2 separate regions of the Homo sapiens genome follow, and region 2 is linked to region 1. Evidence: chromatin loops called from intact Hi-C (ENCODE). Cell type or tissue: mammary epithelial cell. All regions are shown on one strand. Links, peaks and the distances in the headings refer to the core of each region. The heading gives the core; the rest is flanking DNA. Region 1 overlaps ABCC1 (ATP binding cassette subfamily C member 1 (ABCC1 blood group)). Region 2 overlaps ABCC1 (ATP binding cassette subfamily C member 1 (ABCC1 blood group)).

Region 1 (10,403 bases), core at 1,362-9,361:
TCAGGAATCCGAGACCAGCCTGGCCAACATGATGAAATCTCACCTCTACAAAAAATACAAAAATTAGTCAGGCGTGGGGGCACATGCCTGTAGGCTGAGGCACAAGGGTCGCTTGAAGCCAGGAGGTGGAGGTTGCACCAAGCCAAACTTACTGCACACCAGCCTGGGTGACAGAGGGAGACATTGCCTCCAGGGGGAAAAAAAAAAAAAGGAGTTAAACCAGCTGAAAATGGAAAAAAGGTGGCAGAACCAGCATGTGCAAAGGCCCTGAGGTAGGAGGGAACACAGTGCATCTGGGGAACTGAGAGAAGGCACTGGTGGCTGGAGCCAGGAGATCATGGGGCAGCAAGGAACAAGAGGCTGGAAAAACCGGTCGCAGTCAGACCACACATGGCATGGGAGACTCGGGTCAGGATTCCAACTTTTAGCCAAGACTGACAGAAAGCAGAAGCCACCAATGAGTTTTAAGCAACGTGTGACATGTTGCCTGGCAACCAAGGCCAAATGTCACCTCAACACCACAACTGGGCCAGCCTCCTCCAACTCTTTTCACTCTGAGCACAGAATACCATCTCACCCATCTTCCCAGTGCCCAGTTCGCTCCAGGAGGTGAAGGTTGGAGTTTCTTTCCCTCCTATATTCCCTGTGGAGCCCAGCATGGGGCTAAACAAATGTGTCTAGCCGCCTGACATGAGAGACAGGGCAATCTGCTTTAGGCCAGCCCCCACCTAAACCACCTGACTTGGTTTCAAGAAATTCCAGGGATCTTTACCCGTGTCTGTGCTCATTGTCATTTCAAGCTTTTCATGCTGAATTTTGGGTCATGAAAATCATCTGGACTGGGTGCGGTGGCTCACACCTATAATGCCAGCACTTTGGGAGGCCAAGGCAGGACAATGACTTGAGCCCAGGAGTTTGAGACCAGCCTGGGAAACACAGTAAGACCCTGTCTCTACAAAAAATTTTAAAATTAGCTAGGTGTGGTGGTCCACACCTATAGTCCCAGCTACTCAGGAAGCTGAGCTAGGAGGAGCTCTTGAACCCAGAAGCTTAAGGCTGCAGTGAGCGTTGGTCACACCACTGCACTCCAGCCTGAGCGACACAGTGAGGCTCTGCCCCTCACCAGAAAAAAAAACAAAAATCATCTGACCCTACGGTCTAGCTGAAAGGTAACAGGTGAAAGATAACAGGTCTGATGTGTAACTGGCTGCTTCCTTTTGAGTTTTCAAGTCCCCATTCTGGAAAATGAAAAATGTGGGTGAGGAGACAGGTCATAATTAAGAATGTGTTTATTTCACCACTTGGCTTTGTCATGCGGCCAAGTTGCCTGCTGTCCCTGAAATTAGCCTGCAGCGTTCAGGAACCTCTTTCTCATGAGTAGTGGAATGTGGTGGGCTCGGGGGTCAGAAATGACAAGTGTGTGGCCAGGTGTGGTGGCTCACATCTGTAATCCCAGTACTTTGGGAGGCGGGCCAGTCACTTGAGCCCAGGAGCTCAAGACCAGTCTGGGCGACAGGGCGAAACCTCATCTCCACAAAAAAATTAAAAAAATTAGTCAAGCGTGGGGGTGCACACATGTAGTCACAGCTACTTGGAAGGCTGAGGTGGGAGAATCACTTGAATCCGGGAGGTGGAGGCTGCAGTTAGCCATGATTGTGCCACTGCACTCCATCCTGGGTGACAGAGTCAGACCTTGTCTCAGAAAAAAAAAAAAGAAAACAAATTAAAAAAAAAAAAAAGGCCGGGCGCAGTGGCTCATGCCTATAATCCCAGCACCAGCTCTTTGGGAGGCTGAGGCAGGCAGATCACAAGGTCAGGAGTTTGAGACCAGCCTGGCCAACATAGTGAAACGCCATCTCTACCGAAAATACAAAAATTAGCTAGGCATGGTGGCGCAGGCCTGTAGTCCCAGCTACTCGGGAGGCTGAGGCAGGTAAATTGCTTGAACCCGGGAGGCGGAGGTTGCGGTGAGCGCCACGGCACTACAGCCTGGGCAACACAGCAGGACTTCGTCTCAAAAAAAAAAAAAAAAAAAAAAAAGACACAAAGAAACGATAAGCGTGTTGTGCCTGGCTCCACTCTGGGTCCAACTTTGACAAGTAACAAGCCCCCTGGCTTTGATGTTCCTTGAATATAAAATTGGAGTTAAATGAGGATTAAATGGGCCTGGCATCTCTGGCCCTTCCTTCCCATGTCCTGCGATTTGGGGTAACTTCTCTGGCTTCCTGGAGGGTCACTAAGGGTAAGGCGAGAGAGGACACCAGAGTCACCTCTGCCCCTTGTTACGGTCCTGACTCTGATGACAAGTTAAGGAAGAAGCCAGGAACAGACAGTCCTCGGAAGCTCTGGACACATCCGGGCAGATCTAAGAGAAAGTGCCCCAGCCCCACTCCCCGGCTACCACCTTTCATGTTTTTTTTTTTGTTTTTCTTTATCTGCATGCTTATTTTTTACCTACTTTAAAAATTCCATTCCCTTTAAAAACAAAAACAAAAAAAACCACATTTATTTTTAAAAATAAACTTTGGATCACCACCATAAATGGAGAATTATTAACACTTGCCCAAAATAGACGATCTTTAAAAACAATAAAACAGGAGCTCAAAACCCGGTCTCCTTGTTACAAAGAGAGGATAGTGGTTGATAGGTTGAGAAGGCAGGGTAGGACCCAACTGGGACTTTCTCAGGGACGTAATCATTAGGACCAAATGAGAAATGAAAAACAGGCAGGACGCGGTGCTCACCCCTGTAATCCCAGCATTTTGGGAGGCCAAGGTGGGTGGATCACCTGAGGTCAGGAGTTCAAGACCAGCCTGGCCAACATGGTGAAACCCTGTCTCTACTAAAAATACAAAAATTAGCTGGGCAAGGTAGCAAGTTTCTGTAATCCCAGCTACTCAGGAGGCTGAGGCAGGAAAACTGCTTGAACCCAGGAGGCAGAGGTTGTAGTGAGCCGAGATCGCACCACTGCACTCCAGCCTTGGTGACAGAGTGAGACTCCATCTCAAAAAAATAAAAATTAAAAAAAGAAATGAAACAAACATTCCTCTGTCATTTAATGCGTCTGTGCACAACCGGACACCATCTCATGCACAACTGAACCCCACGTTGCAGGAAGCCCTGATTTAAAGCATCCAGCTCACCTCTAGCGAATGAGACCCCCCTGAGCTGCTCAGGCAGTCAATAGAGCAGAGACTACAAGTACTAACCCTGGAGTTGGCCAGGGTTCAAATCCCAGTTCTGCCGCTGACCAGGGGTGACCGTGAGTAAGTCACTTAGCCTCTCTGGCCTCAGTTTCTGGTGCTGCAAATAGTATCTTCACAGGTGTGTTGTGATGGACAGGTGAGTTAACATAGACAAGGCACTTTGCACAGTGCCCAGTGCACAGTGGGCGCTCTATAAACTCCAGCCACTGTCATCACTTAAGGAGCGAATCTCACCTGCCCTGTCTGCGCCTTGTCAGCCTCCATCAGCTTCCAGGTCTCCTCCTTCTTGGCCTCAGCTTTCTGCAGTTCTGCGGTGCTGTTGTGGTGCCTGCTGATGTCCCCACTATAGGAGGAGGAGCTGCTGAGCTGTCTGGAGAAGCAAAGCACAAGGGTGTCAACCGTACAGATGCCTTGGGCAGGGTCGGAGGGCTCCCTGCTGGGACTGCTATTGTGGGTCTGAACCATGGCATAAGAGACGGAGTGTTTCCACATGCACACATGTAAACATATATATGAATATATGCACCACACCCCACCATGTCACTCTCCAGGTTTATAGGTACCCAGAGAAAGGCAGTGTCTCAGGCAGGAATGAGACCCATGGGAAACGCAATCTGTGATGATCTCTGGGGGCCTGCAAAAAGCCCATGACAACTGGTATATAAAAAGTGCGTGCTTTTTTTTTTTTTTTCTGAGATCAATTAGAATTCATCTCAAAAAAAAAAAAGCCAATAAAAGATATAACAGAAAGGGCACATCGTAGATCATTTTTCAAACATGAAAAAGATTCAAAATGTAACATATGATGAAAAACATAGGGCAAAGTACCCAGCTAGTTCGATTTTCTTGTTTTACAAATGTGGTGGGCACTGGGGTGGGATCTTGCCTGACTGCTCCTTCATGCAAGCGTGTTACTCAGAAAGCATTATTTGGCCAGGTGCAGTGGCTCACACCTGTAATCCCAGCACTTTGGGAGGCCGAGGTGGGCGGATCACTTGAGGCCAGGAGTTCAAGACTAGCCTGGCCAACACGGTGAAACCCCGTCTCTACTAAAAATACAAAAATTAGCCAGGCGTGGTACCGTGCACCTGCAGTCCCAACTACTTGGGAGGTTGAGGCAGGAGAATCGCTTGAATCCCAGAGGCAGAAATTGCAGTGAGCCGTGATTGCACCACTGCACTCCAGCCTCAGCGACTGAGTAAGACCCTGTCTCAAAAAAAAAAAAAAAAGCACTTTTCGCACATCAGTGGTCATGAGCTTTATGCAGACCCCCAGAGATGATCACAGATTGCGTCGCCCACAGTTTTCCGTTCAGTGGCTGACATCGCGCCACTGCACACTGCACTCCAGCCTGGGCGACAGAGGGAGACTCATGTCAAAAAAAAAAAAAAAAGAAAAGAAAAGAAAAGAAATTATGGAGACCATGCAAAACACAGCTGCGGCTCACTGCCGTGGAAATTTCTATACTTTCCTCTACCCACTTATCTCCTGCACAAGATTATAAGCTAACTGAGGTCAAGAGCCCCATATGAGTCATCCCTGCACCCCCAGAACTGTGTCCCCTGAAAACACTTCCTGAAGGCCGAATAAACCTCCACCACCTCCCCTCTTTGAATTAGCGCCTGGGATTGGGTAAACTTTCCTTACCCATGAGATCTGTGCAAAGGTCTTTAGTTAAGGCCTAGTGAGGTGGAAGTGGCCCTCAAATCTGAAAGCAAGAGTGAGTTTTCAGGGAGTGGCAGAGGGAGCAACTGGAACCAACTCTGGATGGAATCTAGAATTCAAATGGGGAGCTGGGGCTTCCTGCTTCATGACCTAGGACTTCACACATCCACACACCTCGACAGAAAATCTTACATCCTTCTACACTCATGCACTGTCTGGAGTCTCCCACTAGAATTTAGGCTGTGTAAGATTGAGAAGTGACAGCGTGCTGGCAGCCCTCGCAGCCCTCGCTCGCTCTCTGTGCCTCCTCGGCCTTGGCACCCACTCTGGCAGCGCTTGAGGAGCCCTTCAGCCCGCCGCTGCACTGTGGGAGCCCCTTTCTGGGCTGGCCAAGGCTGGAGCCGGCTCCCTCAGCTTGCGGGGAGGTGTGGAGGGAGAGGAACGGGAGGGAACCGGAGCTGCACAGGGCGCTTGCGGGCCAGCGCTAGTTCTGGGTGGGCGTCGGCTCGGTGGACCCCGCACTCAGAGCTGCCGGGCAGCCCCGCCAGCCCGGGTAGTGAGGGGCTTAGCACCTGGGCCAGCAGCTGCTGCACTTGATTTCTCACCGGGCTTTAGCTGCCTCCCCGCGGGGCAGGGCTCGGGACCTGCAGCCTGCCATGCCTGAGCCTCCCCACCTCCCCGCTATGGGCTCCTGCGCGGCCCGAGCCTCCCGGACGAGTGCCGCCCCTGCTCCATGGCGCCCAGTCCCTTCCACCGCCCAAGGGCTGAGGAGTGAGGGCGCACGGCACGGGACTGGCAGGCAGCTCCACCTGCAGCCCCAGTGTGGCATCCACCTGGTGAAGCCAGCTGGGCTCCTGAGTCTGGTGCTGACTTGGAGGCCCTTTATGTCTAGCTAAGGGATTGTAAATACACCAATCAGCACTCTGTATCTAGCTCAAGGTTTGTAAACACACCAATCAGCACCCTGTGTCTAGCTCAGGGTTTGTGAATGCACCAATCAACACTCTATATCTAGCTAATCTAGTGGGGATGTGGGGAACTTACGTATCTAGCTCAGGGGTTGTAAACACACCAATCAGCACCCTGTCAAAACGGACCAATCAACACTCTGTAAAAACAGACCAATCGGCTCTCTGTAAAATGGACCAATCAGCAGGATGTGGGTAGGGCCAGATAAGAGAATAAAAGCTGGCTGCCAGAGCCAGCAGTGGCCACCTACTGGGGTACCCTTCCAAACTGTGGAAGCTTTATTGTTTCACTCTTTGCGATAAATCTTTCTGCTGCTCAGTGTTTGGGTCCACATTGCCTTTGTGAGCTGTAACACTCACCATCAAGGTCTACAGCTTCACTCCTGAAGCCAGCCAGAGCACAAACCCAGCGGGAGGAACGAACGACTCCAGACACGCCACCTTAAGAGCTGTAACACTTACCGCGAAGGTCTGCAGCTTCACTCCTGAGGCCAGCGAGACCACGAACCCACCAGAAGGAAGAAACTCCGAACACATCCGAACAGCAGAAGGAACAAACCCCAGACGTGCCACCTTTAAGAACTGTAACACTCACCGTGAGGGTCTGCGGCTTCATTCTTGAAGTCAGTGAGACCAAGACCCACCAATTCCGGACCATAACCATGTCCGGATGATAACCATGGCAAAAGCGACATCTACGAAGTGTTTGTCTGTTCCAGGCACCGTGCTATGCCGCATGGTCTTTGCTCTCTCCTGACCCCTGTAGCAACTGCAGGTCCGGGATCCTTTCTCAGATCTCCGCGGTCTGATACGTTTAGGCTCCGACTTTGTCAATTTTTGTTGTTGTTTTACTGTTTTCTGCTGCTGCTGCTGTTTTGTTTTGTTTTTGTTTTTTGAGATGGAGTCTCGCTCTGTCACCCAGGCTGGAGTGCCATGGCGCAATCTCGGCTCACTGCAACCTCCACCTCCTGGGTTCAAGCGATTCTCGTGCCTCAGCCTCCCGAGTAGCTGGGACTACAGGCGCCTGCCACCATGCCTGGCTAATTTTTGTATCTTTAGTAGAGACAGGGTTTCATCATGTTGGCCAGGCTGGTCTTCAACTCCTGTCCTCAGGTGATCCGCCCGCCTCAGCCTCCCGAAGTGCTGGGATTATAGGCATGAGCCACCCTGCCTGGCCGACTTAGCCAGTTTTTTAAAAGCTAGGATGGTTAATATACTGCATACGCTATAAATCCCCAGGGATCTAAGGAAGCCCTCTATAATCAAACACGAGCATACTTCCTTTTTTGTAGAGATGAGGTCTTGCTATGTTACCCACTGTGGTCTCAAACTCCTGGCCTCAAGCGATCCTCCTGCCTCAACCTCCCAAAGTGCTGAGATTACAAGCAGGAGCCACCACACCTGGCCTTGAGACAGTTTTAAATCAAATGCTGCTTCACAAAGCCTGAACCTTCCAGGCCCCGCCAAGAGACCTGAGCAAAGACCCACACCATGTAGGGAGCCCGAGTGTCAGAAGCGTGGACAGCTGGTTAAATCATGAGGCCTGTGTGAGTTGTGCCACCTGGCAAAAAGAGTGCCACATTCCTTCTTTGGGCCTCTGTACTCTGAAAAGCAAGGTCCTTGGAGGATTTGGGAGGGAAGGTAAAAGCCCAGGCCTTCCAGGACCTCAGGGGGCTGAGGCCTTTTTTTGTTCCTCCTCTTGTCCTCCCACTGGCAGGGCAGGGTCCTTAGGTTGGGGCCTTCCTCCCCGCCCTTACCTCTGCAGTTGCTTCCCTGCACTGTCCGTCACCAGCATGCCATTCTCCATTTGCTTTGCTTCCTTCCCTGGACCGCTGACGCCCGTGACCCCTGGCAGAAGAGAGACAAAGGGGGCAAGTGGGGTTATATGAGGCAGATGCTAAAACCAAGGGCAACAAAAACCGGCCACTTCAGTGAGGAGACCACAGAGCACCTGGCCGCCAGGATGATCAGAAAGTAGGAGACCTGCTCTGCAGAGGCCATGAACAGGCTGTCTGGTTGTGGGGCAGGTGGTATCTGGAGCTCAGTCCCTTGGGGTAGGGACAGTGCTTTGCAACTGTGCAGAAGGCTCCATCCACTGAGGGCACTGGGCCTGAGCCAGCATCCTGTGCCAGCAGCAATGGGTAAAACCCAGCCCAGAAAACAGTAGCCCTGCTATGTTAAGCTCACTTCCTAGGACCAGGATGCAAGGAAACGCATGAGGGAAAGGGCATAGCCCCGTGATTCCCAAGCATTGAAAGAAGAAGTGATATTCAAAATAGATAACCAATTTGACAAGGCCATCAGCCAACAGGCAGAGGCCCGGAGACCCCTGTAGTGCCAGGAGTTAACCCTTCAGTTCCTAGACCACAGAGAGGTCCCAAGAGTTCAGGGTAAAAGGTACCTGGGGCAGTGGCTGTTTCCACAGTAATAAAGTATTTCAACATTTGAACTGGGGAACCAAGTTCTGCCAACAACCAGGTGAGCTTCAAAGTGGACCCTTCCCTGATTGAGTCTTCAGATGAGACCCCAGCCCTGGCAGATGCCTTGGTTGCAGAATTAGGAAGGACACTGATAAGGACACCAAGGGACACAGCAGCTGGATATCTGCCCTGATCCCAGGAAGAATCCACCCAGCATCAACAATAATCACCGGAACATCAACAATGACAATGACAGCCAACATTTATCAAGTGCACTTGGGCACCGTGTGTCGTGTCAACACAGATCATATCTCTTTCCCGGTTCACAATAACTCAGTGATGATGATGACTACTGCCCCCACTCCGCACTGACTGCCTCATTCTTTGGTGCCAGGAGAGAAAGCAGCACAATGTAAGGCACCACAGGGCTGACCCCAGAGAAGGTGGGAGAGGACCCAGGACAGAAGATACAAAAGGGATAAATACGCAGCCAGCAGCATGGTCAGGGTGACCCTGGGAACATGCTCGGGTGATGACATGAATAAAAGCAGAGCTCAAAAATGCAAAATCTTGCAGAAACAGCCACAGGGAGACACAGACACACCTGGAAGGGAAGAGGGGGCTGCAGATCATTCCTGGACAGAGGGAGGCACTCCATGCCAGGAATTCTCAGTCTTGGTTGTAAATGAGTCACGGGGGGCTTTATAAATGAGCAGGTGGCCGCCGGGCACGGTGGCTCACACCTGTAATCCCCAGCACTTTCAAGGCCGAGGCGGGCAGATCGCTTGAGGCCAGGAGTTCAAGACCAGCCTGGCCAACATGGAAAAACCCCAACTCTATTCTAAAAATACAAAAATTAGCTGGGCGTGGTGGTGCATGCCTGTAATCCCACCTACTCGGGAGGCTGAGGCTCTAGAATTGCTTGAACCCGGGAGGCGGAGGTTGCAGTGAGCTGAAATCATGCTACCACACTCCAGCCTGGGTGACAGAGCGAGACTCTGTCTAAAAATAAAAATAAAAAATAAAAATAAAAAAAAAATCTAAAAAACACGAATAAAAGAAAATAAACCAAAAAATTAAAATTAAAAACTGAGCAGGTGCCCTCGTGTCCAGCCCAGTCCCTGCTATGAGTCTCGATTAGAGCTCCAGGAACTGTGATATGTGGGAAGTGTTCTCTCACTTCCTGGCTGTGCCCCTTGGGGAAATGATAAATCTGTCTGAGCCTCATCTTCCACATCTGCAAAACAGGAACAGCAGACCCAACCTTCATTTGCGAGAGGGTGAAACGAGACTGCACGCAGTGCCTGGCACAGCAAGTGTTCAGTGATGGCGACCCCCGTGTTGCTTATTACTAAATACATTTTTAAACAGGTTCTACAGAGAATTCTAGGCACAGCCAGGAACTGAGAAACTCTGCTTTAAACATTCCCTTTAATGTCAGCATCTGTTTTGTTTTGTCTAAACTAACTAAACACTAACTTAAAAAACAAACAAAACACAAATAGCCACATCACCCAGGAAGGAAGAATGATACCAAGCAGGACTTCCCATGCAGCCTGTCCTCACACACATGTGTGACACTGGGAACCAGCCATGCCCTTAACCATCTTTCTCTGTGCAGGGATGAGAATGTTCCAGAACACTCCCAGGGACCCCCATCTGGAGGCTGCATGCCGCAGAGAGCCCCCCCGCTCTCCTACCAGCAGCCTCAGGCCACCCTCCTATAAGCCTCAGCCTTCACTTCTCCTGTTCGTCACTGAGCGCAGCCACCATGGTCAGCTGGGAGCTTCTGCAGGCATGCAGTGCTCGCTAAGGCTGTCTTACCCTCTCAACCCACCAATTAGCCCACAGGTCGAACTGGGCAGCTGGAAAATTCCACTCTGCACGGAGGAGGACCAAGCGCCTAAGAGGAGGAATCTGAACATCAGTTAGTCCACCATCCTCTCAGCATTTTTTTTTTTCCTTGTCTTGAGACAAGGTCTTCTCTGTCGCCCAGGCTGGATTGCACTGGTGCCATCTTGGCTCACTGCAACCTCTGCCTCTTGGGTTCAATCGATCCTCCCACCTCAGCCTCCCAGGAAGCTGGGATTACAGGCATGCACCACCGTGCCTGGCTAATTCTTTTGTATTTCTAGTAGAGACGG
Region 2 (10,403 bases), core at 765-8,764, 59 kb after region 1:
ATGTACAAAAAAAAACCAAACTACAGCCAAATAAACCAGTAATTTTTTCTTCTTCCTTTTTCTTTTTTTTGAGACAGAGTCTCGCTCTGTTGCCCAAGCTGGTATGCAGTGGTACAAACTCAGCTCAATACAACCTCCGCCTCCCGGATTCAGGCCATTCTCCTGCCTCAGCCACCCAAGTAGTTGAGATTATAGGCATACACCACCATGCCTGACTAATGTTTATATTTTTAGTAGAGACGGGGTTTTGCCATGTTGGCCAGGCTGCTCTCCTGGCCTCAGATGATCCACCCGCCTTGGCCTCCCAAAGTGTTCAGATCACAAGCATGAGCCATTTCGTCCAGCCCTTCTCTTTCAATAACAGATAATAATTTGAGCTGTGCCCATTATGCATCAGGCCCTGCTGGGGTTGTACCCACAGAAGACACAAAAGTCAGCTGCTATATGTCTGCAAGTAGCTAACATGTTACCCTTCAAAGAGGAGGCAGTACACTGAGCATGCAAAAAAAACAAAACAAAACTATTTCAGGGAGTGGGCTGGGCACGGTGGCTCACGCCTGTAATTCCAACACTTTGGGAGACCACAGAGGGTAGATCACCTGAGGCCAGGAGTTCAAGATCAGCCTAGCCAACATGATCAAACACTGTCTCTACTAAAAATACAAAAAAAAAAGAAAATTTAATGGGCGTGGTGGTGTAAGCCTGTAGTCCCAGCTACTCGGGAGACTGAGGTAGGAGAATTGCTTGAAGCTGGGAGGCAGAGGTTGCAGCGAGCCAAGATGGCACACCACACTCCAGCCTGGGCAACAGAGCGCGACTCCATGTCAAAACAAAAACAAAACAAAAAAAACTATTTCAGAAAGTATTATTAGATGAGTTCCTATACTAAAGTTATTGGGACTCAAAATTCAAAAGAAGAAGTCCATCTAATTGAGAAGGGAGGGTAAATCAATGGAAGTAGTGTTTGTTACAGCCTTGGGGGATGAGCAGGCTTTCATCAATTAGGAAGAAGGAAGGAAAGGTACGTGGCAAAGATCCAGAGGTAGCAAAGCACAAGGCATGTGTTGTGCTATGAGCCTCTTTGCTTATCATTTTATTTTGGGAACTCTCCCTCTCCACATGGAAGGGCTGTCAATCACATCTCTTCTGCCATGGGAGAGGACATGTGACCCAGGCTGGCCAATGAGAGAACTCTGCCTCCTGGGCCACAGTGATTGGTTCACGGGTGTGAATAGGACCAAGCCAGGCTAATCAGAGTGCTCTCTGAGACTGACTCTGGCTGTGCAGAGAAATGCTGCCTTGTCTTTTCTCTGGCACCTTTATCTATCAGGATGTTATCAGCCCAAAGCTACGGAGCCATGTAGGGAAGTACCACTGAGAATGATGTTAACTCAGAGGACAACAGGGCAGTGGGTGAAACTGAGTACTGACAACATTGCTTGATCTCCTGGATCAATCCACACCTGAAGCTAGTCCCCAGATTTCTGAGATACATGCAGCCCCAAAGTTCCCTCTATTTACTTAGGCTACTTTTTTTTTTTTTTGGAATTGGAGTTTCACTCTTGTTGCCCAGGCTGGAGTGCAATGGCCCAATCTCGGCTCACCGCAACCTCCGCCTTCCAGGTTCAAGCAATTCTCCTGTCTCAGCCTCCCAGGTAGCTGGCATTACAGGCATACACCACCACGCCCAGCTCATTTTGTATTTTTAGTAGAGACGGGGTTTCTCCACGTTGAGGCTGGTCTCGAACTCCTGATCTCAGGTGATCTGCCCGCCTCGGCCTCCCAAAGTGCTGGGATTACAGGCGTGAGCCTCTGCAACCGGCCACTTAGGCTACTTTAAGACAGATTTATATCCCTTGCAATTGAGAGAATTTTGACCACCATAATTAGGGACTAATGAATAAGTGAGTCTGGTTAGCGTTTGGGAGGATTCAAGGGGAGAAATATGATGTGTCGTCCATTGTAGGGTAGTTAATTACTGACACTGTCAAGGAAAAGAGAAAATGAAAACGCCATGCCACCAAGGAGAACATCAACCTGACAATTCAGGAAAGGAACAAAATACTGAGGAATTGGTTAACAGGCTGGAAAATAAAATATGAACCACAGCCGGAACTGCCAGGGAGCTCTACATGCCATTACCATCAACACCCACTCCCTCGGCCCACTGCCCACACGTAGAAGTCCCTCCCTGCATGCAAAGGGAAACGGCGTTAAACACACACCAGCCACAGGAGGTAGAGAGCAAGGATGACTTGCAGGGGGGCTGACCAGATCATGTTAATGTACGTGGCCAAGTCCATGAACCTCTGAGCGTCCACAGACATGAGGTTGACAATCTCCCCGACCGTGGAGGATTTTCTGGCTGAATTGGTGATCACCAGGGCCTGTGGGACAAAGGAGAGGGAAGGTGGGTGAGTGTGGCAGCTGAAGAGGCCTGACTCTCCCTCCAGACCCACGGAGAGGAAGGAGACTCTCAGGGGCAGAAATGCCGCAGATCTCTCCTCCTCCCCTCCCGACCTATCTGTCTGCCCAGGACGCCTGTGTCATCTCAAAGCCCACATTCTTATCCGCGGTGCTCAGTGCCTCCCAACCTTGAACTCATCAGTTGGCAAGGGACCCTAGGTGTCCTCGAAACCAGGGCTTCGCATGCTTTAATGTGCACACATGCGGCCGGGTTTTTCTGGGGGGAGTGGTGGGGGGTGGGGGGAGTTGTTTTGGATTCTGCAAGTCTGGGGTGTGGCCTGGGATTCTGCATTTCTACGCTTCCAGGCTGTGTCAGTGCTACTGGTCCCAGATCCCACTGAAGGACTGAGGGTGTGGGCCAGGGTCTCTAATCCTTGGCATTCTTGACATCTGGAGCCAGATAATTCTTTGGGGGGCTGTCCTGCGCACTGTAGGAGTTTTAGCAGCAATACCTGGCCTCGACCCACTACATGCCCTCGCCCCCAGTTGGGACAACCGAAAATGCCCCCAGATATTGCCAAACGTGCCCTGGTGGGGGAAAATGTCCCTAGCCCTCAAACATGATTGCACACTATCACCTCGTGAGTTTTAAAAACACTAAGACATTAGCAGGCGTGGTGATGCATGCCTCTGGGCCCAGCTACGTGGTGGGCTGAGGTGGCAGGATCGTTTGAGCCCAGGAGGTGGAGGCTGCAGTGAGCCAAGATCATGCCACTGCACTCTAGCCTGGGTGACAGAGCGAGACCCTGTCTCAAAACATAAAAATAAATAAAAAACAAAAACAATGACACCTGGGTGCCACCACAGCAATCGCAATTTCACTGGTCTGGTGCAACCTAGGTGTCAGGAAGTTTTTTTGTTTTTTCAGACAGGGTCTCATTCTGTCACACAGGCCGGAATGCAGGGATGCTATCAGGACTCACTGCAGCCTCCAACTCCGGGGCTGAAGTGATTCTTTTAACTCAATCTCCTGAGTAGACGGGACTACAGGTACGCACCACCATACCTGGCTAATTTTTTTAAATTTTCTGCAGAGCCAGGGTCTTGCTATATTGACCAGGCTGGTATTGAACTTCCAAGCCTCCAGTGATTCCCCCACCTTGGTCTCCCAAGCTGCTGGGATTACAGGCATGAGCTACAGTGCCTGGCCTGCATCAGTTTAAGCTCCCCAGGTGAGTCTAATTCACAGACAGGCCTGAGAATCACTCCTCTAGTTCATCAAGTACCTGCAAGACTGTCTCTTCCTAACCTAGGAGCCAAGCAGTTTCCTTGACCTCGAGACAAAAAAAAAAAAAAATTTATAGGGATCAAGAAGGTAATTTAGGTCCTTTGAAATTGGATGTACACAAATGCCTGCTACATACTCTTACCATGCAAGGAATGTGCCACCTGCTCAGTTCAAATTAAGAGTGACAACAGGCTGGGCGCGGTGGCTCATGCCTGTAATCCCAGCACTTTGGGAGGCTGAGGCAGGCGGATCACCTGAGGTCAGCAGTTCAAGATCAGCCTGGCCAACATGGCGAAACCCTGTCTCTACTAAAAATACAAAAATTAGCCGGTCGTGGTGGCAGGCGCCTGTAGTCCCCGCTACTCAGGAGGCTGAGGCAGAAGAATCGCTTGAACTCAGGAGGCAGAAGTTGCAGTGAGCCAATATCATGCCACTGCACTCCAGTCTGGGGGAGAGAGTGAGACCTGGTCTCAAAAAAACGAAAAAAAAAGAGTGACAACAAGCTGAAACACAGAATGTTAACAGCAGAATGAGGATCCAAACTTGGATTTCCCCACAACAAGGGCCACTGATCCATCTAAGAAACTCAATTACTCACAGCTGATACACAAAGACATCTACACGCCCACCCTTGAAATCAGCTTTCCTAACGTACAATGCCTGATGCGTGCTGTCCCTGCCACCTAAGGTCACGGAAGCTACCCTCATCCTACTGCTCCAGAAGCTGGGCTGGAAATCCCCACGCTGGCCCCAGAGTAACCCAGGGCTGCAGGAGGGGATGTGGAAGTCGGGCCACATGCCAATGGCACAGCGTCCCCTACCTTCCGATAGACAGCCCCAATGACAGCGGTCTTGATCCTCATGCCACTGACGAAGCAGATGTGGAAGTACTGGTGCAGCACGAGGGTCTGCAGGCAGGCAGTGACAAACAGCAGCACGGTGTAGAAGTAGCCCTGCCAGTCTGGGGCCTTCGTGTCATTCACGAACTTGATGAGCAACCTGCAAAGGAGCAAAGAGAGGGCCTGGAATGACTTGTGACACGTGGGGGCAGGGAAGAGAGCTTCAGTGTTGGCACTGCAACTTTCTCCTGAGCCAGATGAGCTAGACACTATCACTTCAATTTCATAGATGGAAAAACAAGTCCACAGTGGTGATCTGGCTGTGCAGGTGACCCAAACTGCTCATAAAAGAGGCCTCTGCCTTGGGGTTGTGCACTAATTGCTCTAGCTATATCTCATCACCAGCAAGTCACCCAAAGGAATTGCATAGGGAACACGAGGTAAAGAGGTAGGGAGGAAAAGAGAAGGGATGTGTAGCCCCTGAGTCACAGAGCAGCAGAGAGCCAGGTAGGAGAGAGGCAACTTCCTTTCTGACTCCCCAGTTCCTGGTTGCAGTTTTTTGTTGTTGTTTTTATTCTTTTTTTTTTTTTTTTTTTTTTTGAGACAAAGTCTTGCTCTGTCGCCAAGGTTTGAGTTCAGTGATGCAATCAGCTTGCTGTAACCTCTGCCTCCTGGGTTCAAGCAATTTTTATGCCTCAGCCTCCTGAGTAGCTGGGATTACAGGCGTGCACCACCACGCCCGGCTAATTTTTGTATTTTTAGCAGATGGTTTTACCATGCTGGCCAGGCTGGTCTTGACCTCCTGACCTCAGGTGATCTTCCCACCTCAGCCTCTCAAAGTGCTGGGATTATAGGCATGAGCCACTGCGCCCAACCCTGGTTGCAGTTTTTTCATGAGATCTGCTGGCATTTCCTTGCTCTTGGTTTCCCAAGACAATGCCATATCCTCCCCATTTGGGTTTTAGGGGAGCCTAGTGGGTTTCTGTTACTTGCAAACGATGTGGTCTTCACTAATATGGTAATTAAGTAAAGCATAAAGTAAAGCTAGGCAGTGACCATGGCTCACATCTGCAATCCCAGCACTTTGGGAGGCCGAGGCAGGAGGATCGCTTGAAGTCAGGAGCTCGAGACCAGCCTGACCAACAAAGCAAGACCCTGTCTCTATTTTTTTCAAAAAAGCTAAAGTAAAAATGGAGACATCTGGCTATGAGCCCACTTCAGGACACAGCATGACCCCAGGGTTATGACTGATGCAACTGAAAGATCAAAGCCAAGGAGGGAAAATGGAGCCCACCTGGGAGGGAAGGGGTCTTACTTTAAGATCTGCGGCCCGGAAAACATCATCAGGTCGTGGATGGCCTTGAAGAAGAAGCTCATGAGGAAGTAGGGCCCAAAGGTCTTGTATAACACCTTAAACAGAGAGGGGTTCCACTCCTTCTGTGGGGACTTGACGATCAAAGCCTCCACCTCCTCATTCGCATCCACCTTGGAACTCTCTTTCGGCTGGGCAGGATCCTTGGAGGAGTACACAACCTTCACCGGCTGCCTGGAACACAAGGAGGTGAAGCCGTTGTGGGGTCTGCCAGAGATGCAGCCCCCTACCACAGGGACATGGCCAGGGAATGTCACCCTTCAGGGAAGGCAGAGTCAAAGACAACAAGCCCAGGGAAAGAGGCAGCTCAGCACAGTGGTTACAAACACGGGCTCCAGAGCCACGGGCTCCAGAGCCACCGGCTCAAGGTCTGGCTTGGCCACTGGCCAGCTGCGTGACTTCAGACAAGGTCCTTAAGCTCTCTGGGCCTCAGTTTCCTCCTCTGTGAAATGAGGATAAAAGTAGGACCTACCTCCAAGGTAGGTAAGATTAAACGAGTTGAATAAGTTAAAGACTTAGAAAACTGATGGCTCCAAACTGATCTAGAGTCAAGGCAATCCCCATCAAAAGCCCAGCTGGCTGCCAGGTAGAAATTATGAGCTAACTTTAAAATTCACATGGAAACTCAAGGATCCAGAACAGTCAAAACAATCATGAAAAATAAGAATCAAGTTGGAGGATTCACACTTCCTGATTTCAAAACAATACAAAATAACAATCATGGCCAGGAGTGGTGGTTCACACCTGTAATCCCAGCACTTTGGGAGGCCAAGGTGGCTGGATCACTTGGGGTCAGGAGTTTGAGACCAGCCTGACCAACATAGTGAAACCCCATCTCTACTAAAAATACAAAAATTAGCCGGGCATGATGGCAGGTGCCTGTAATCCCAGCTACTTGGGAGGCTGAGGCAGGAGAATTACTTGAACCTGGGAGGTGGAGGTTGCTGTGAGTGGAGATCAGGCCATTGCACTCCAGCCTGGGTGACAGAGCAAAACTCCATCTCAAAAAGAAAGAACAACAATAGGCTGGGCGCAGTGGCTCACGCCTGTAATCCCAGCACTATGGGAGGCCGAGGTGGGCAGATCACCTGAGGTCGGCAGGTTCAAGACCAGCCTGACCAAACATGGAGAAACCTCATCTCTACTAAAAATACAAAATCAGCCCGGCATGGTGGCACATACCTATAATCCCAGCTACTTGGGAGGCTGAGGCAGGAGAATCGCTTAAACCCAGGAGGCGGAGGTTGTGGTGAGCTGAGACCACACCATTGCACTCCAGCCTGGGCAAAAAGACTCAGTCTCAAAAAGAAAAAAACAAAACAAAAAAAAGAACAACAATCATCAAGACAGGTAAAGGGATAGGCATATATACATCAGTGGAAAAAAAAAAAAAAAAAAAAACAGTCCAGCCAGCCAGAGCAACACAGCAAGACCCTATTTCTAAAAAAAAATTTTTTTTTTGACTGGGTGCAGTGGTTCATGCCTGTAATGCCAGCACTTCGGGAGGTCGAGGCGGGTGGATCACTTGAGGTCAGGAGTTTGAGAACACCCTGACCAACATGGCAAAACCTTGTCTCTACTAAAAATATAAAAAATTAGCCAGGCATGGTGGCGGTTGCCTGTAATCCCAGCTACTTGGGAGGGTGAGAAAGGAGAATCGCTTGAACTCAGGAGGAGGAGGGGGTTGCAATGAGCCGAGGTTGTGCCACTGCACTCCAGCCTCAGCGCCACAGCAAGACTCTGTCTTAAAAAGCAAATAAATAAAATTGACTGTGATGATGACTGCACAACTCTGTGAACACACTAAAAATCAGTGAATTGTATGTTCTGCATACATGAATTGTGCGGTGTATGAATATCTCAATAAAGCTGTCACCAAAAAAGTAGTCTTTATCTTATAGGGATTTTTTTTTTTTTTTTTGAGATGGAGTCTTGCTCTATCACACAGGCTGGAGTGCAATGGTGCGATCCTGACTCCCTGCAACCTCCGCCTCCTGCGTTCAAGCGATTCTCCTGCCTCAGCCTCCCGAGTAGCTGGGATTACAGGTGTGCGCTACCACACCCAGCTAATTTTTATGTTTTTAGTAGAGACAGGGTTTCACCATGTTAGCCAAGCTGGTCTTGAACTCCTGACCTCAAGTGATCTGCCTGCCTTGGGCCCCCAAAGTGCTGAGATTATGGGCATGAGCCACTGTGCCCGGCCAATAGTTCGTTCTTGTACATCACTTAGTATTCAGTTGTGCAGATGTACATAACTGGTGCATCTGTCTGTTCACTTGCTAATAGATGTCTGGCTTACCTCCAGTTTGGGTTATCACAAAGTAGCTAAGAACATTCCTGTACCAGCCTTTTATGAACATATGTTCTCAGCTCTGTTGGCTGGATGCCTGGGAAGGGGGTGACTGGTGGTATGTTCACTGTGTCTAACTTAAAAAAAAAAAAAAAAAAAACTGCCAAACTCTTCCAGAGTCACAGAAGCATTTCACATTCATGCCAGCAGAAACCACAGTCCAAAATGGCCCTAAGCTCTGAGTGGCCATACACAAAAGAGAACATAAAACCACTACACACAAACCAATGAAGCACTGGGTTTTTAAATCCAAACAATTCAAGCAATTCTCATGCTTCAGCCCCCCTGTAGCTGGATTACAGGTGAGCGCCACCACACCCGGCTAATTTTTGTATTTTTAGCAGAGACAGGGATTCACCATGTTGGCCAGGCTGGTCTCGAACTCATGAACTCAGGTGAGCCTCCCGCCTCAGCCTCCCAACGTACTGCAATTACAGGCATGAGCCACCATGCCCAGCCACACCTGACTTTTGAGAAGGAGTCACTCATGGGTGAAGAGAGGTGGTAAAAGGATCCAGGAAGCCATGCAGAGCCCCCAGCCCTGGCGTCCATCACCTGATCCCCGAGCCTAGGATACCCAGCAGCCCAGAGCTGCACGAGCTGCATTCCTTTCTCTGGTTAACAAAAGGGATCTGAGTGTAAGGGGCCACACCAGGAAATTCCAGCCTAGGACAGGGTTTTCCTTCTCACTCTCTCCAGGTTCACAGGGGTTACAGGTGCCAGATCTGGCTTATGCCTCTGGGAATAAAGCAAGCGATCCGTCTACCAATGTCCCAAGTAAATGATCCCCTGGCTCCACGCTGAGGATCTCTAAACACCAAGGTACTCACAGAGCCAGACCCTTCTCAGGTGGCCCGCTTTCAAGCCCCAAGACCCAGTTCTCACCACATCCTCCCTGGCAAGATCAAAGTGTACAGATGAATAAATAAAACTTGTACAATTAAAACCTGCCCAGCATGTACTCAGGGCTAGGGCACAGCTTATCATATCATATATCTCACTGAATTCTCAGAAAATGCTCTGGGTGAAAAATGGAGGCTCCAGTCAGGCACAGTGGCTCACGCCTGTAATACCAGCACTTTGGGAGACCAAGGTAGGTGGACTGCTTGAGCTCAGGAGCTTGAGAACAGCCTGGGCAACATGGCGAGATATCATCTCTACAAAAAAAAAAAAAAAAAATTAGCCAGGTGTGGTGGCACGTGCCTGTAGTCCCAGCTACTAGGGAAGCTGAGGTGGGAGGATCACTCCAGCCTAGGAGATGGAGGTTGCAGTGAGCCGAGATCGTGCCACTGCACTCCAGCCTGGACAAAAGAGTGACACCCTGTCTCAAAAAATAAATAAATAAATACAATGGCGGCTCCCGGTGAGGCATGAAGGGACTTCATGGACAGCCCTTGAGGTTCCCACCCTGGTCTCCCTGCCTTCACTCTTGTCCCTAAATATCCACCTTCCCCAGGACAGCCTGGGTTGTTATGAACCAGAACTCAGCTGGGTGTGGTGGCTCACACCTGTAATCCCAGCTATTTGGGAGGCTGAGGCAGGAGGACTGCTTGAAGCCAAGACTTGGAGACCAGCCTGGGCAACACAGTGAGACCTGTCTCTATACATATGTAACTAACCTGCACATTGTGCACATGTACCCTAAAACTTAAAGTATAATAATAATAAAATAAAATAAATTTAAAAAGGCCAGGCGCAGTGGCTCACACCTGTAATCCCAGCACTTTGGGAGGCCGAGGCAGGCAGATCACCTGATGTCAGGAGTTTGACACTAGACTGACCAACATGGAGAAACCCCATCTCTACTAAAAATACACAATTAGCCGGGCATGGTGGTACATTCCTGTAATCCCAGCTACTCCGGAGGCTGAGGCAGGAAAATCGCTTGAACCCGGGGGGTGGAGGTTGCAGTGAGCCAAGACAGCACCACTGCACTCCAGCCTAAGCAACAAGAGCAAAATTCCATCTCAAAAAAACAAATATAAAATATAAAATTAATTAATTAATTCATCAGCCAGGCATGGTGGTGTGCACCTGTAATCCCAGCTACTCTGGGAGGATGAGGTGGGAGGACTGCTTGAGCCCGGAATTTCCAGGCTGCAATGAGCTGTTATCATGCCACTGCCATCCAGCCTGAGCAACAGAGCA

What was found. A loop is a pair of places that touch in the nucleus more often than their neighbours do. Peaks named below come from ENCODE experiments on the same cell type or tissue, not always from the same donor. Only the 100,000 strongest peaks of a DNase experiment are listed, where the experiment ranks them.
Region 2: it touches region 1 in a loop (4-fold over the local background); 3 of 110 quality-filtered maps call a loop at or near these places.

The regions. Positions count from the first base shown.
Region 1 is chr16:16,099,911-16,110,313 of GRCh38, reverse strand. ABCC1 (ATP binding cassette subfamily C member 1 (ABCC1 blood group)) reads right to left here. Exons shown (of 31, transcript NM_004996.4): 20 at 7,597-7,687; 21 at 3,441-3,576. Among named protein-coding and RNA genes, the nearest start is that of ABCC6, 120 kb to the left of the region's middle. RefSeq lists enhancers at 9,569-10,068, 10,069-10,403. In mammary epithelial cell, for the core only: no CTCF peak of the experiment used is centred there; no DNase peak of the experiment used is centred there.
Region 2 is chr16:16,040,126-16,050,528 of GRCh38, reverse strand. It overlaps ABCC1 (ATP binding cassette subfamily C member 1 (ABCC1 blood group)), which reads right to left. Exons shown (of 31, transcript NM_004996.4): 8 at 5,849-6,079; 9 at 4,516-4,693; 10 at 2,226-2,387. Among named protein-coding and RNA genes, the nearest start is that of ABCC1, 96 kb to the right of the region's middle. RefSeq lists a silencer at 8,883-9,177. In mammary epithelial cell, for the core only: no CTCF peak of the experiment used is centred there; a DNase peak (open chromatin) is centred at 4,998.